2 separate regions of the Homo sapiens genome follow, and region 2 is linked to region 1. Evidence: read pairs that join two places in POLR2A ChIA-PET (ENCODE). Cell type or tissue: MCF 10A. All regions are shown on one strand. Each heading gives the region's core, and the rest is flanking DNA. Links, peaks and the distances in the headings are about the cores only.

Region 1 (8,952 bases), core at 405-8,404:
CCTGCCTCAGCTGCCTGAGTAGGTGGGACTACAGGCATGCACCACCATGCCCAGCTAATTTTTTTTTTTTTTTTAATAGAGACAGGGTCTATGTTTCCCAGGCTAGTCTCACAAACTCCTGGTCTCAAGTGATCCTCTTGCCTCAGTAATGTTTTTCTTAACCACTAACGCAGCATTCATTCTGCAGCCCATGGATCAAGGAGTAATTTTGACTTTCAATTCTTCTTATTTAAGAAGTATCTTTTATTAGGCTATAGCTGCCATAGATATTCCTATGATGGATCTGGGCAACATTAATTGAAAACCTTCTGCAAATTATTCACCTTTCTAGATGCCATTAAGAATGTTTGTGATTCATGAGAGGAGGTCAAAATAGCACCATTAACAGGAGTTTGGAAGAAGTTCATTCTAATGCTTGTGGATGACTTTGAGGGGTCAAAACTTCAATGGAGGAAGGAATTGCGGGTGTGGTAGAAATAGCAAAATAACTAGAATTAGAAGTGGATCCTGAAGATGTGACCGAATTGCTACAATGTCATGGTAAAACTTGAAGAAATGAGAAGTTGCTTCTTATAGATGAGCAAAGAAAGTGATTTTTTGAGATGGGGTTTACTCCTGCTGAAGATGCTGTGAACACTGATAAAATGACAGCAAAAGATTTAGAATTTTACATAAAATTAGTTGATGAAGCACTGGCAGATTTGAGAGGACTGACTCCAAGTTTGAAAGTAGTTCTACTGTGGTTCAGATGCTATCAGACCATATTGCCTGGTTCAGAGAAATCTTTTGTGAAAAAAAGTCAGTCGGCACAGCAGACTTCATTGTTGTCTTGTTTTAAGAAATTGCCGGCCGGGCACGGTAGCTTACACCTGTAATCTCAGCACTTTGGGAGACCAAGGCAGGCAGATCACCTGAGGTCAGGAGATCAAGACCAGCCTGGACAACATGGTGAAACCCCATCTCTACTAAAAATACAAAACTTAGCAAGTCGTGGTGGCACGCACCTGTAATCCCAGCTACTTGGGAGGCTGAGGCAGGAGAATTGCTTGAACCCAGGAGGCAGAGGTTGCAGTGAGCCAAAATCACGCCACTGTACTCCCACCCTGGGCGACAGAGCAAGACTCCATCTTAAAAAAAAAAAAAAGAAAGAAATTGCCACAGTCACCCTAACCTTTAGCAACCACTGACTTGATCCGGCAGCAGCCATCAACACTGAGGCAAGACCCACCAACACAAAAATGATGACTCCTTGAAGGCCCAGGTAATTGTTAGTGGTTTTTAACACTATTTTAAAATTAAGATATGTGCTTTTTTTTTTTTTTTTTTTTAGAATAATGCTATTGGACATTACTAGACTACATTATAGCTACACTTTTTTGTTGTTAATTTAAAAATTGTGGGCCGGGCTCAGTGGCTCACGTCTGTAATCCCAGCACTTTGGGAGGCTGAGGCAGGCAGATCACAAGGTCAAGAGATCGAAACCATCCTGGCCAACATGGTGAAACCCCATCTCTACTAAGAATACAAAAATTAGCTGGGCGTGGTGGTGCACGCCTGTAGTCTCAGCTACTCGGGAGGCTGAGGCAGGAGACTCTTTTGAACCCGGGAGGCAGAGGTTGCAGTGAGCAGAGATCCCGCCATTGTACTCCAGCCTGGCAACAGAGCAAAACCCTATCTCAAAAATAAAATAAAATAAATTATGGCCAGGCGTGGTGGCTCATGCTTGTAATCCTGGCTCTTTGGGAGGCCAAGGCAGGTGGATCACTTGAAGTCAGGAGTTCGAGACTAGCCTGACCAACATGGTGAAACCACGTCTCTACTAAAAATACAAAAAAAATTAGCTGGGCATGGTGGTGCATGCCTGTAATCCCAACTGCTTGGGAGGCTAAGGCAGGAGAATCGCTTAAACCTGGGAGGTGGAGGTTGCAGTGAGCTGAGATTTGCGCCACTGCACTCCAGCCTGGGTGACAGAGCAAGACTCCGTCTCAAAGGAAAAAAAAATGGATACATAATGATTATATATATTTCTGGGGTACGTGTGATATTTTGATATAGGTATACAGTGCGCAATGCTGAAGTCAAGGTGATTGGGATACCCATCACCTTAAACATTTATCTTTGTGCTGGAAACATTACAGTTCTCTTCTAGCTATTTTGAAATATATGATAAATTGTTAACTGTAATTTCCCTACTATACTGTGAAATACTAGAACTTACTGTTTCTGTCCAGTTGTATGTTTGTATCCATTAACCAACTTCCCTTTATCCCTTTCTCCCTCCTTTTCTTCCCAGACTCTGATAACCACTACTCTACTGTCTACCTCCATGAGATCCTTTATGTATTCTGGATATAGATCCTAATTAAATTCATGACTTGCAGCTATTTTCTTGCATTCTGTAGGTTTTTTTCACTTTCTTGAGAATATTCATTGCACAAAAGGTTTTAATTTTGTTGAAGAATGATTTGTCAGTTTTTTTTTGTTGCTCGTACTTTTGGTGTCATATCTAAGAATCCATTGCTAAATCCAAGGTCATTAAGATTTACCCCTATGTTTTCTTCTGAGAGTTTTATTATTTTAGCTCCTATATCATTTATTCATTTTGAGGGTTTTTAAAATATGGTGTGAGGTAGGGGTGGACATTTATTGCTATAAATTGTCCTTTGAGCATTGCTTTTGCTGTATGCCATCAGTTTTGGTATGTGTGTTTTTTTTGTTTTCATTTGTCTAAAAGTATTTTCTAATTTTTCTTGTGATTTCTTTTTTTGACCTTGTATCTATATTCAAGAGGGATATTGGTGTATAATTTTCTTTTTTGTACAGTCTTTTGTATTAGTGTAAAGGTGATGCTGGAATCATAAAGTGAGTTGGAAATTACTTACTCCTTTTCTGTTTCATGGAAGGTATTTTGTAGAGGTGGTCTTATGTCTTCTTTAAATACCTGATAGAATTTGCTACTAGAGATTTATTTTTAGAAAGGTTTTTAACTATGAGTTTAATTTCCTTAATAGTTACAAGAGTGTTCAGATTATCTGTTTTATCTTGTGAATATAAAAGATATCTTCAGATATCTTTTATCCTGTGAGAGTTTTGTTTTTCTTTGGTTTTTGAGGAATTGGTTCATTTTTTTCTAACATTTTGAATTTATGTAGAGTTTTTCATAGTATTCTTATTAACCTTTAAATGTCTGTGTGTAGGGGAGTCTGTAGTTCATTGTTTTTTTATTACTGATATTGTTAATTTGTGTCTTCCCTTTTTGTCAGTCTTGCTAGAGATTTGTAAATTGTATTGGTCTTTTCAACAAACAAGCTTTTGTTTTCAACATTTTTTTCTGTTTTCAATCTCATGGATTTCTGCTTTTTATTATTTTTGTGTTGCTTTCTTTAGGTTTATTTAGTTCTTCAAGTTTCTTAAGATAGATTTGCAACTGTTTTTCTTTGCTGATATAATAGTATCAGTTTAAGAGCAGGGCTTGGTGGCACATGCCTGTAATTCCAGCTATTTGGGAGGCTGAGGTGGTAGCATCACTTGAGCCTAGGAGTTTGAAACTAGATTGCGCAACATGCAAGACCCACCCCCCCCCCCATCTCTTAAAAAAACTAAAAAAAAAATAATGGCACAAGCTTAATGATATTAATTCACTGTAGCACTACTGTATTTGCATCCCACAGATTTAGTATGCTGTATTTTCATTCAGTTGAATATTGAACTAGCCTTGTGGTCCTGGGATTAACCTTATTGTCATGTTTATTATGCCTTTTACAATTGCTGGATTCTGTATGCTAATATTTTACTAATGATTATGAGGAATATTAGTATGTAATTTGGGGCTTCCATTTGACTCAAAGATTATTTAGAAATGTGCTGTTTAATTTCCAGGTGTTTGGAGATTTTCCTATTAACTTTCTATTTCTAGTTTAATTCTATTATGGTCAGAGAACAAACGTTTGTGGTTTTTTTTTAAGCTTGTGAAAGTTTGTCTTATGACTCAGAATATGGTCTGTTTTGGTGAGTGTTCCATGTGCATTTGACAAGAACATGTATTCAGCTGTTAAGTAGAATGTTATATAAATATCAATCAGATCAGGTGGATTGATGATGTTCATTTCTTCCATATTCTTACTGATTTTCTGTCTACTAGTTCTATTACTGAAAGGAGTGCTGAAGTCATCAAATATAATTAAGAATTTGTTTTCCTATTTGTAATGTTCTGTAAGTTTTTACTTCATGTTCTTTGAAGCTCCATTATTAGGTGCATATATATTAGTTATGCTTTCTATTATGAAAATTATATTTGAAGTGAATTACTCGTAGACTACATATAGTTGGGTCATTTTAAAAATTCATTCTAACAATCTTGTCTTTTAATTTGTATCTATAGACTATTCACATTTAATGTAATTTTGGCATGTTTAGATTTAGGTTTACCAGTTTAGTAATTTGTTTTCTGTTAGCTGCTTCTGTTTTCCATTACTCTGTCTTTCCTGCATTCTTTTAGATTGTTTGAACAACTTTTAGCCATTCTGTTTTAATTTACCTGTTGTGGCTTAAAAATTCTTAACTCTCCATATAGTTTTAGTGATCACTCCAGAGATTACATTATAAAAACTTAACATTTTCACCACCTGCTTTAAAATAAATTCATTTCTTTAAATGGATTATGGTCCACTTAAAGAAATGTTAAAACTACGTAGGTCTCTTTATCTTCTCTCCACCTTTTCTCTTATTGTTGGCTGTATGTTACGTTTCTATTAATTGAAAGCTTCATTGGGCAATGCTATTGTTTTTACTTTCAACCATTAAACATATTTAAGGAAACTAAGAGGAGAGGGTTAATGTATTTTTGTCTGCATGTTTACCATTTTGCTTACTCCTCAACCTACTCTTCCAGGTTTCCTTCCGGTATTATTTCCCTTCTGTGTGAGGAATTTCTTTTAGCAATTCTTTTAGAACAGGTCTGCTGGTAGCAAATTCTCTTAGTTCCCATTTATCTGAAAATATCTTTGTTTTATGATTGCTCTGAAAGATACTTTAACTGGATATAGAATTCTACCTTTGATAGTTTTTTTCTCTTTCAGCACTTTAAAATGTGTAACTTCCTTCTGGCCTTCATGGTTTCTGCTGAGAAACCTGTTGTCATTTGAAGTGGTGTTCCCCTATATTTTATGGATTGTTTTTCTCTGTTTTCAAGATAATTTTTAGGCTGGGCGCAGTGGCTCCCACCTGTAATCCCAGCACTTTGGAAGGCCGAGGCGGGTGGATCACCGGAGGTCGGGAGTTCGAGACCAGCCTGGCCAACATAGTGAAACCCTGTCTGTACTAAAAGTACAAAAAACTTAGCCAGGCGTGTTCGCGGGCACCTATAATCCCAGCTTCTAGGAAGGCTGAGGCAGGAAAATCGCTTGAGCCCGGGAGGCGGAGGTTGCATTGAGCTGAGATCACGCCATTGTACTCCAGCCTGGGCGACAGAGCAAGATGCTATCTCAAAAAATAATAGTAATTTTTTGTGTTTCATTTTCAACACTTTATGATGTGTGAGAGTGTGGAATTCTACGTATTTATCCATTTTTGGATTCACCGACCTTTTTGAATCTGTAGTTTTATGTCATTTGTCAGATTTGGGAAGGCTTTTGACATTATTTCTTCAGATATTTTTAATCATCCTATTCTTTGCTTTTAGAAGTTCACTGACACAGATGTTAGATCTTTTTGTTACTGTCCCATAGATCCCTGATGTATTACTCTATTCTTGAATTGCTATAAAGAAATGCCTGAGACTAGGTAATTTATAAAGAACAGAGATTCAGTTGGCTCATGGTTCTGCGGACTGTACGGGAAACATAGCAGATTCTGCTTCTGGGGAGGCCTCAGGAAACTTAAAATCATGGTGAAAGGTGTAAAGGGGAAGCAGGCATATCTCTCATGGCTGGAGCAGAAGCAAGAGATGGGGAGGGTGCCACATACTTTTAAATGACCAGATCTCATAAAAACTCACTATCACAATGACAGCACTAAGGGGGATGGTGTTAAGCCATGGGAAACCGCTTCCATGATCCAATTTTCTCCCATCAGGCCCCACCTCCAACATTGGGGATTACATTTGAACATGAGATTTGGGTGGGGACATAGATTCAAACCATATCACCTGGATTCTGTTCATTTTATTTTAATCCCCACAGCTACATCAATTGGAGACCTGGTTCTCTCCCTGCTCTCAGAATGTTGGCTCTTTTGAAGATCCTATTGTTGCCGCTGCCACCATGGGGTTACGTGAGAAAAGTGAGGGGAAAAAACTGAGACACTATCTTTGAATGTTATTTCTTTGCCTTTTTTTTTTTTTTTTTTTACTTTTTTTCTTTTAAAAAGTAAACTTTTTTTAGGCCAGTCGCGGTGGCTCACGCCTGTAATCCCAGCACTTTGGGAGGCCAAGGCGGGCAGATCACAAGGTCAGGAGATCGAGGCCATCCTGGCCAACGTGATGAAACCCCGTCTCTACTGAAAATACAAAAATTAGCTGGACATGGTGGCGCGTGCCTGTAATCCCAGCTACCCGGGAGGCTGAGGCAGGAGAATTGCTTGAATCAGGGAGTTGGAGGTTGCAGTGAGTTGAGGTCGCGCCACTGCACTCCAGTCTGGCGACAGTGAGACTCCATTTCAAAAAAAAAAAAAAAAAAGTATGTAAAATGTAAACTCACTGATGGTTTCATGATGATTCAGATCCTTGTCCTCTATCCCAATCGTCTACTGCTATTTACTTCCAGTGTTGTCGATTAGCTGCTCTATGTGTTCTGTCCAAGTTTTATAGTTGGACTAAATCTTTGAAGTGTGTTCCCACCACCCCCGTAATGTGTGACTACTAATATTTCTGCTCAATTTGTTCTTTTTCCCCTCCTTGTTTTTATTTTTATTCTTGGCTTCCTAGGGGTTGCTCCTGTCTTTCCATAGCTTAATGTCAAGCTAAAGATTTGTCAGAGGTTTTGTTCAAATATTTCAAGGCCAGTAAGGTTTCTATTCTTTCTTTGTGTGTCTATCTGTGTATCAGGGAGTATATTCAAACTTCAGGCCACCATGTTGCCTGACCTGGCTTTTGCTTTCCTCCGGGCTCCTCTGTGTCTCCTGTGTGCATGAACATGCAGAGGCTCAGTCAGTCAAGGATGTGTGGAGGTGTGGGCCCTGTCCAGACCCTGTAGCACGTGCTTGCAGTGTCCGTTCAACTAGTGGAGTGTGGAAAGTGTATTAAGCCCCCAACTTGCAGTGGAGGTTATCACTTAAATTCACAGCACTCCAAATCAATTGTCAACACCCTCACACACACACAGTCTCTAGCTGAACACATGCCAACAGAGGGAGAGATTGGTCAGTCATCTGAAGAAGGGATGGCAGCAGCCTCAAGCAAAAATGCCACAGATGGCTGGGCATGGTGGCTCACGCCTCTTATTTCAGCACTTTGGGAGGCCGAGGCAGATGGATCACCTGAGGTCTGGAGTTCAAGACCAGCCTGGCCAACATGGTGAAACCCTGTCTGTACTAAAGATACAAAAATAGCTAGGCATGGTGGTGCATGCCTGTAATTCCAGCTACCTGGAAGGCTAGGACAGGAGAATCGCTTGAATCTGGGAGGCAGAGGTTGCAGTGAGCCGAGATCGTGCCATTGCACTCCAGCCTGGGCGACGAGCAGAACTCTGTCTCAAAAAAAAAAAAAAAAAAAAAAAGCCACAGACTGTGATGTTCTTACTCAGGTTCAGCCTTTAGCTGAAGTCCAGAGCACTGAAATGGTTGTTTTGACGGTTTTGTCCAGCTTTATAGTTGCTTTTGGGGGAGAGGATTTATCAATGTACTCATTTCATCATGCCAGAAGTAGTAGTATTGATATGATTTTTTATATATATCTTAGAATTTTGAAGATACTGTTTTCTTATTTTCTAGCATACAACAATCTGATTCTTGTTTTTTATTCCTTAGAATTTTATTGGTACTTTCTTATTTCCTTTTGAGTTTAACTTAGCAGGATTTGTTTAATTTTGTATCCCTCCAAGCACCCAGGCTGGAGTGCAGTGGTACAATCATGGCTCACCACAGCCTCCACCTCATGGGCTCAAGTGATTCTTCCTCTTTGGCCTCCTGAATAGCTGGAACTACAGACACATGCCACCATACCTGGCTAATTTTTATTTTTTTTTATTTTTGGTAGAGATGAGGTCTCGCTATGTTGCCCAGGTTGGTCTCAAGCTCCTGAGCTCAAGCAGTCCTCCCACCTCAACCTCCCAAAGTGCTGGGCTTACAGGCATAAGCCACCATGCCCAGCTCTTATTCTTTCTTTGTTAAAAAAGGAACTTTGGTTCTGAAGACTCTTATTTGCCTTTTGGCTCAAGGAGAAATTCTTAAATTTTCTTTGTTATTTCTTCTTCTTATTTTAATTCTCATAAAATTTCTCTTAGATGTATGTAGGATAATTTAATCTGTATTCTGGGATATTAACTTTACTCTCATAATTTAAGCTTTCATTTTACTTCATATTTTTTTTTTAACTTTTTGTTAAAGTACCATGGACTTTAGCTTTGTCCATTTTGCTAGTTAACTCCTTTTTTAGGTTTATTTCAACAGACATTTTAAATTTCAAGCTTGTTCTGTGCAATTTATTTATTTATTTATTTATTTATTTTGAGATGGAGTTTCACTCTTGTTGCCCAGGCTGGAGTGCAATGGTGCGATCTCGGCTCACTGCAGCCTCCACCTTCCAGATTCAAATGATTCTCCTGCTTCAGCCTCCCAAGTAGCTGGGACTGCAGGCATGTGACACCACAACCGGCTAATTTTGTACTTTTAGTGGAAACGGGGTTCACCATGTTGGTCAGGCTAGTCTCGAACTCCTGACTTCAAGTGATCCACCTGCCGCGGCCTCCCAAAGTGCTAGGATTACAGGCATGAGCCACCGTGTCTGGCCTCTGTGCA
Region 2 (8,952 bases), core at 442-8,441, 130 kb before region 1:
CAGGTAGTTCAAAAGGTACAGTTGGCAGGAGAAAGTCTTCTTTCAAAATACCCATAATGGAGAGACCAAAAAAAAAAAGGAAATTCATGCTTGTTGGAAGATATATTTTAATTATGTCTACAACATGACTAATGTTGAATAGATACTGAGCTGTAGAGAGGTGTTTAATCATTTGTTAATCTAAGAGCACTCTAAAAAGGATGCCAAGAGGCCAGGCGCAGTGGCTCACGCTTGTAATCCCAGCACTTTGGGAGGCCGAGGCAGGCAGATCACGAGGTCAAGAAATCAAGACCATCCTGGCCAACTTGGTGAAACTCTGTCTCTACTAAAAATACAAAAATTAGCTGGGCATGGTGGTGCACGCCTGTAGTCCCAGCTACTCGGGAGGCTAAGGCAGGAGAATTGCTTGAATCTGGGAGGCGGAGGTTGCAGTGAGCCGAGATCGCGCCACTGCACTCCAGCCTGGCAACAGAGTGAGACTCCATCTCGAGAAAAAAAAAAAAAAAACAATGCAGAGAAAAACTGGTCCAAGTACTGAGGAAGAAAGCCTCAGAAACACCAAGGTTGCCAGGGCAGTGGGCTCTTGTTATCAGATGAACAGAGTCCCTGACCGACACCTGATCTGCTGCTTAACTGGTATGTGGGAGCCTTCTTTCTCTTCTGGTGGCATTTTTGTTGACATTTCTTCCTACTGTCTTCTGGCATTTTTATTTTGTACCCTTTTTGACATATTAATTTGGTCTAGATAAGCTGTAGTTTGCCTTTAAGGATAATACGTAAATCACACAGGTTCTTAACACCATGTGTTTGTATGTGTGTGTATGTCTAGGGAGTAGGTGCTTAGAACTGTGTGCATCTCTGAAAAAAAAAAAAAGATCAGGCCAGGCACAATGGCTCAGGCCTATAATCCCAGTGCTTTGGGAGGCCGAGGCAGACAGATCATCTGAGGTCAGGAGTTTGAGACCAGCCTGGCCAACATGGTGAAACCCCGTCTCTACTAAAAATACAAAAATTAGCTGGGCGTGGTGGCACACGCCTGTAATTCCAGCTACTTGGGAGGCTGAGGCAAGAGAATTGCTTGAACCCAGGAGATGGAGGTTGCAGTGAGTCAAGATCATGCCACTGTACTCCAGCCTGGGTGACAAAGCAAGACTCTATCTCAAAAAAAAAAAAAAATCAAATACCTGTGTGATCTTTCTCATTAAATTATTTTTTTGGCCAGGTATGATAGCTCACAGCTGTAATCCCAGCGCTTTGAGAGGCCAAGGCGGGCAGACCACTTGAGGTCAGGAATTCAAGACCAGCCTGGCCAACATGGTGAAACCCCGTCTCTACTAAAAATACAAAAATTAGCTGGGTGTGGTAGCACATGCCTGTAATCCCAGCTACTTGGGAGGCTGAGGCAGGAGAATCGCTTGAACTCAGGAGGAAGAGGTTACAGTGAGCCGAGATCGTGCCACTGCACTCCAGCAACAGAGCGAGATTCGGTCTCAAAAAAAAAAAAAAAAATTATTTTTTTAATTACCAAACTAATACATGCCCATTACAAAAGAATTCAAATAGTACATAATTGTATAAAGTTAAAATACCTACCATCTTTTTAAAAATTTAACAAGTTGTAATTGGAGTTGTCTTTGGGCAACAATACTAAAATTATTGGGAACCATTTATTCTAATACAATAGAATTAATAGTACAGCACAACATTCATTGCAGATCACTAAAGATTGGTACATTCACTATCCAGTGGATATTTCTTACGTACCTTCCACGTGCAGGCACTTAAGATGGCACTAGGGGAACAGCAGTGAACATAATAGATGTGCTTGGTTAACATTAGAGGTTACAATCTATGACATGTTTTGAATGTTTGGAATTGCTTTGGGACTACCTCTCTTGCCATTAGTCTGGGCTCAGAAAATAAAAACTAATTTTATTATAACCCAAAATAAAATATTGGGAGGCAGATATCCTGAGGAGAAGATTATAACCCATGAAAAAATCACATTCAGTTATTTTAATTGATCTTTTTGCTGCTGCTGTCTGTTTGTTTGAAAAATAAAGACTTAACTATCTTTGGGGACAGGGAAAAATAGTTATCCATAGAAAAACAAGATTATTTTCACGTAGTCACTAGGTATGGTAAATGATACCTCTAATGCTAGGCCTCCTGTGGCATCAGGCAGGATGAAACTAGACAGTCTCCAATAAAGAAAATATTATTCAGAGATCTGCAAAAGAGGGAGGGAAGCACCAGTTCTCAGAAACAATTGATTCATTCAGTTAACCAGGTACCTAGCTTGTATCATCAACAGAGACAGAGTCGCCAGAAAGCTTTCTTTCTGTCCAACGGTTGATGAGAATGAAGGAGGGACAGAAGAGGGGGAAAAAAAATAAGTAAATTATAGGATCTGTTACAAAGTTGAACATGCTGTGGAAAAAAATAGTAGAGCCGGCTGAGCAGGATCCAGAGTGCTGACGGGGCCTGCAGTAGGTGGGGAGAGGCTAGATTACAGGATGAAACAGGACAGTCAGGGTCAGCCTCGTTGAGGAGTTGAGGTTTAAGCAGAGGCTTGAAGGTGGTGAGTGAGCCAAGTAGGACTTGGGGAAGAGTTTGCAAGGCAGAGGGGCAAGAGCACAGCAAAGGCCTTGAGGTGGGAGTGTTCCTTTCCAGGAGGCGTGCAGGTACCGGGAGGGTGTGGGACTGGAGACGGATTGCAAGGGGCTGTGAAGCCATAGTAAGGACAATGGCATTTGCTCTGGTTGAAATGGGGAACTATTTGCAGGGCTATGAACAGGAGTAGCATGATCTGACATATATTTTAGAAGAATTATACCAGCTGCACTGTTGAGAATTATTTGGGGACACTCACCACTAATCCCAAAGAGTTGTATACTGTCCATGATGTTCATGGATAGCCTAGAGAGTTAAAACTTAAGCTCAGCACACCCCTCTCTTACATTTGATTCATACACTGTTATTATCCATACTTTACAGGTTAGGAAACTAAGGTGCAGGGAGGTAAGGCCACTTATCCAAGGTGACAGATCTAGTAAATGGTGGAGCCGTGATTTGAACCCAGGTTCACATGGAATCCAGAGCTTACATGTTTAAACACCATACCAATCTTTAGGTATCTGGGCTTAAGATGTGGACTTTTTTTTATAATATAAGCAATCATCAACTTCTGTGCCATCCACATACTTACGTAGTCCTGGCTGCTTTGATTCCTTTAGTATCTGTCTTTTGATTTGGCTTCCTTCTGCCTGAGCCTTTCCCCAGCAGCCTTTTTGTGTGAGTTACCTGCTGCCACTAAGGTTTCACCATGTTGGCCAGGCTGAGCTTCCTCCAGACCTCACCCCATTCTGAGTAGATGCTAGTTCCTAGGGCAGTCAGGGTCTCTGTGTAGCTATTGAAGCAGATTCCCACTTTGTCTCCTCTCTGTTTAGTCTTAGTGTTGCAGGGAAATTTGGGGTAATCATTAGTATTGTGTCATTGTTATGTAGGTTTATGTAGGCTGGCCTGGGAATTTCCCTGCAGCTTGTGGCAGTGTTTCTGTGAGGGGAAACGGACTTACAAGTGAACTTTTGGAATACACCGCATCTCTGTGTTAGGGACTCCCTATACTTTTTGTTCACCAAGCTGAGCATGTGGCTAACTTGTAAAAGTCAAAGATCGATAACCAGAATGACCTAAGAGAGCAGTGCGTGCTAGATTAGTGTACTTTTCTACTCGTAAAAATAACTGGTTAATTATTTTTTCCTTCTTCATTCAGAGATGAGCATCAGGATTTTATGGATGAGCAAAAACGACTAAAGAAGCTTCGTGGAAAGGAGAAACCAAAGAAAGGAGAAGGGAAAAGAGCAGCAAAAAGGAAATAGTGTTGGTCCCTCAAGAGGGAGACTTTCTTCCTCAGTGGCGGAGAGAAGAAAGTGCATTTATTGTCTTTCCACCTATTGGAGGAATGTCATCTTCCTAAATGAAGTTTATTTGGAGGAACACAGTCATCTCCTTGGTGAAATCTAATCCGGTTACATTGTGGCTGGTTTCTTGAACACATTCTAACTGTGCAAAATTATCTTGGCCTTGGCCGTGTAATGTGAGGTTTACCTGATTCTCTAATGAAATAAATACCTAAGTTATTGTTTGATGATTTGTTTGGGGTGGGATGGGATGCTGGGGGAATGGAGGGGAAACCTCATTAAGTGAGCATCCTATAGTGTCCTCATTTCTCCCTTCTTGCTTACTGACTCACCCAGCCCTAAACTTCTTTCATCTTGGGCCTTTCAGCCACTGTCTCCACCACCAAGCTCACAAACTTTGTGTGTGTCTTCACCTACTCCTTTGAGAAATCTATTAAGATGAATTTGTAGAGTAAGTATCTTTTAAAAGGAAGTATTGAATACCTGCTCTGTACAAGATATTGGGGCCCTGGTAATACACGTGGTTAGCAAGAGAAATACTCCCTACCTCATGTAAGTTTCAGTCTTGTGGGAGGGACTAATATTACATAATTACATACAATTGTATTACATGCTACAAAGGAAAAAGCCAGACTTCTATAAGAGCATGGATGGATGGATGAATGCAGAGAGAGATAGCCAGAAGCCCAAATCACATTAGGGAGTTTAAAGAAAGCTTCCCTAAAGAAATGATATTTAAGCCAGGCGCTGTTGCTCACACCTGTAATCCCACCACTTTGGGAGGCCGAGGTGGGTGGATCACAAGGTCAAGAGATCGAGACCATTTTGGCCAACATGGTGAAACCCCACCTACTAAAAATGCAAAAATTAGCTGGGCGTCGTGGCATGCACCTGTAGTCTCAGCTACTCGGGATGCTGAGGCAGGAGAATCGCTTGAACCCGGGAGGCAAAGGTTGCAGTGAGTTGAGATCACGCCACTGCACTCCAGCCTGGCAACAGAGCAAGACTACATCTCAAAAAAAAAATGATATTTAAGCTGAACCTTGAAGAATAAATAAGAGGTTGCCAAAAGGAAAATGGTGAGAAAGGGGTTTGAGGCAGAGAGTACTATTTGCAAAGCCCTAAGGTATGAAGAAATTGTCTGTTCAAGAAACACTGAGTTTGTTCATGGTTGGCTGTAAGAAAACAGAGGCCAGATCATGAAGGGCTTTGGAAATTCTGTGGAAAAGCTTGAACATAACTAGAAGTTCTATGAGGGATGACTGTTGTATAGATTTGAGTAGCTCGCTGCTGGTTTTATTGTATTCCAGCAATGAGTTTCCAAAGAAATTGTGAAGGCTTGGCCGGGCACAGTGGCTCACGCCTGTAATCCCAGCACTTTGGGAGGTCGAGGCGGGTGGATCACGAGGTCAGGGGATCGAGACCATCCTGGCTAACATGGTGAAACCCCGTCTCTACTAAAAAATGCAAAAAAGTTAGCCGGGCGTGGTGGTGGGTGCCTGTAGTCCCAGCTACTTGGGAGGCTGAGGCAGGAGAATGGCAGGGAGGCGGAGCTTGCAGTAAGCTGAGATGGTGCCACTGCACTCCAGCCTGGGCAACAAAGCGAGACTCTGTCTCAAAAAAAAAATTGTGAAGGCTTCTCTGATTTTTTTTTCCAACAGTTGTTCTGAATCTTTAGCATGTCCAGTAATTTTTTAATAACTTTTTATTATTGTAGTAAAAACATAAAATTAATGATCTTAACCATATTTAAGTGTACAATAGTGTCAATATTCAAACATATTATTCAAAAAATAATCAAAATATAAAAGCATTTTAGTGCGATAGTATTTATTGGAGTATGTATAGCAGCTACTCCAGCCACAGTTTTCTTTCTCTGTAACACTCAATGATTCCTGAAGTAGAAAGATTCCCAGTACATATGTTTAAATGAATGCTATTTTTAAAGATACCTAATCCAGATGGTATGGCTAGGGCCTATTTTATAGCCTGTTTAAAAAAATAAAATAAAATAAAATTGGGTGGTTTGTATGTGGTAGAAGTGAATTCCAGCAAAAGGAGAATTCATTCATTTAGACCTTTTTTTTTGTTTGAGACGGAGTCTCACTCTCACCAGCTGGAGTGCAGTGGCGCAATCTCAGCTCACTGCAAGCTCCACCTCCCGGGTTCACGCCATTCTCCTGCCTCAGCCTCCCAAGTAGCTGGGACTACAGGCGCCCACCACCACGCCCGGCTAATATTTTGTATTTTTAGTAGAGAAGGTGTCTCACTGTGTTAGCCAGGATGGTCTCAACCTCTTGACCTCCTGATCCACCCACCTCAGACTCCCAAAGTGCTGGAATTACAGGCATGAGCCACCACACCCAGCCCATTTAGAACTTTTTACTGAGCACCTGCCATGTGCTCGACACGTGATAGTTGTAGAGGATACAGAGACAAATAGACTTAGTCCCTAAGACTGTGTGAATGAGCATGTGTGTATTACAAAGTATTGGCAAGATCTCAGAAACGTGCTTAGAAAAGTGCAGATGCACTGTTATTCTTGGCCAATGCAGCTGAGCCAGGTGTAGGTGGATGACTACCCCAGGATGTTGAGCTGAGAAACAGGATCTCAGCCTGAACCCAATGTAGCTCAGCAGATGTTTGAATTATGTGATCTCCAGCTTTTGGGAAAGATCTGAATGTAAGAGGAACTTAAGAGAATTAGCATGATATTTTAAAGAGAATAACTGCATTACATTCTAACAGCAGACCTGAGTCGGAAAACAAGTAAAGAATCGATGTATTGGTTTGCCGATGGAAGAGCTTCAGTGAGATCTCAGACCCTGACCCTGCAGTGAGCCTTGGCAATGATTGACAGGGAAGTTTGTAGATAACGCAGAAGTAGATTAGTGTGCCACTGCTCCAGGCTGAAAATCAGAAATGAAAGCTAAAATACATTTGTACATAAGCTATACCTTCAATTGATAGAGCAAGCTGTGTGACTCAAAACAGCCTGTACAGAAGTACGATGGACCAGCTGGAAGGTATCAATAGAAGATAAGGAAAAGTTAACTCTTGACACCAGGGAAGTCAACAAATTTCAGGACAACAGTGACCAATGGTTAAGATGGTGACTAAGTGTAATCAGAAAAAAATCTTTAACTCCAAGTTTAGACTAGCCAGTTTGTTTAATTGGATTTCTCTGGTCAAAACCTAAACTATTGGTGCTTTCTAACCTGTGGGGATCAGTGTGCATAGACCATTTTGCCCTCGATTTCAGCATAACATAGTAAAAAGACTGGGTTTTAGATTCAAAAGTCATGGGTTTGTGATACAGTGTACTTACTGATTATGTGACGTCAGTTACTTCTCTGAACCTCTTTCCTTCTCTATAAAATCATAATGCTTCACTGGATTAATGAAATAAGATATTTGTGAAAAGAACTCTGTAAATTATAAAAAGTTAAAAACTTTTACATATAGCACATTATGTGACTAGTAAGTACTGCTGTGTCTTACTAGCGCAATTTTCTGTGGCAGCATTGACACGTATCTCCTAAAAATATAAAGTTCCCCACGTTTACAAGCAGCATGATAGGTTCAGGAAGAGGAGGTAGATGAGAGGTAACATCTTATTATTTATGTAATTATGGGCTCCATAAGTTTATTTTTTAAGCACCATATATGTGTGTGTTTCAAAATAAACATAAGGCATCATATATTTAAACATATATAACCATAATGCTTGTATTTATAAATCATTTTCCAAGAAAGAATAAATCAAAATTTGAAATTCTGCCTGCTTCACCCCGTCTCTCTTTATTCACACATTTCTCCCAAAGATCCTATGTGCCTAATTTTAGAGATTTAGAGCAGGGAACAAACTTCAGGAGCAATAAATAGGGGGAAACATCTGTTATCCTGCCAACCCTGTCTTCATGGCTTTCGTTAAGTACTCAAGAAAGGTTCAGAAGAAAGCATTTCTTAAAAAAAAAAAAAAAAAAAAGAGAGAAAGAAGCAGCAAAACAAACAGTATTACATTCAAGGATACTTAGATAAAACAGAGAGACTGTCCAGCCCTGGATACTAAGATAACTGGATAAACAGTAAAACTTTTATGCTGAACTTAAAACAGTGAAATGTTTTTTAAATGCCATAAAGGCAACAAAATGGAGAGAAGGGTTATAAAACTAGCCAGATGCAATTTTGTAACTTAATTGGAGATGTGGCAATATTACAGATTCACATTAAAGTAGAAAGTAGAGTTAAACCAAGGTAGATTCTAAGACCTTTTCCATTCTACTTAAGGAAATATGTGTTTTCTGAAAGGATGGATTCATTTATGGAGAATGTTCTGTGTCCCTGTTGCAGAAGACCGAGCTCCACCTAGCCTTGTCTCAGTAAGACAATCTAAATTGGGCTCAGTGCAGAATCATTTTCCCGATAGAGCCACAAACAATTGGCCTGTTGAGTTTAGAATAAAAACTATTCTAAACAGAAATTGAAAGACTAAGGATACAGATTAATCTAAAAAGAGCTCCAGTCTGAGAATATCTGTGAGAAATGGCCAGTGGGTTAAGCACCAAACTAGTAACAAGTTAATATTTAAAAAGAGGGTTAGAGATAAAAGAGGTCAATGTTTGCATCATCAGGAATGACTTCCCAAGCAGGACAGCAATAAATACAGATAAGGCCAGCATTTCTGGAGTGTTTAATACATTGTGCTTTGCAGGCTATATCTTATTTGACGCCCCCCCATATGATAAACATCCCCATTTTGCAGATAAGGAGACCAATGCTCAAGATCACACAGCTATAAATGTCTAGACTGAAGTTTTAAATTCAAACTGCTGACTCTAAAACATGTACCTTCTTTTTTTTCTATTCTCCATCCCTGGTAGGTGACAAACCCTGTACCTTTCATCACACTCTTAATGTAGGATTTTCACAAGCAGAGAGAAAGGGTTGAAGCAAATGGTATGAACAAAGACCCACAAGCAACCATAAAAACTTTGCTTAGTGAGAGCTATGGTGCATGACCTGGCAA

The links. Peaks named below come from ENCODE experiments on the same cell type or tissue, not always from the same donor. Only the 100,000 strongest peaks of a DNase experiment are listed, where the experiment ranks them.
Region 2: POLR2A ChIA-PET joins it to region 1 with 6 read pairs; 7 of 35 experiments call an interaction of 5 or more read pairs at or near these places.

What each region holds. Positions count from the first base shown.
Region 1 is chr7:140,871,927-140,880,878 of GRCh38, reverse strand. The region is part of intron 1 of BRAF (B-Raf proto-oncogene, serine/threonine kinase); the gene reads left to right. Among named protein-coding and RNA genes, the nearest start is that of BRAF, 49 kb to the left of the region's middle. In MCF 10A, for the core only: no CTCF peak of the experiment used is centred there; a DNase peak (open chromatin) is centred at 3,988.
Region 2 is chr7:141,001,359-141,010,310 of GRCh38, reverse strand. MRPS33 (mitochondrial ribosomal protein S33) reads left to right here. Exons shown (of 3, transcript NM_053035.3): 3 at 3,776-7,701. The coding sequence ends at 3,881. Among named protein-coding and RNA genes, the nearest start is that of MRPS33, 9.1 kb to the left of the region's middle. In MCF 10A, for the core only: no CTCF peak of the experiment used is centred there; no DNase peak of the experiment used is centred there.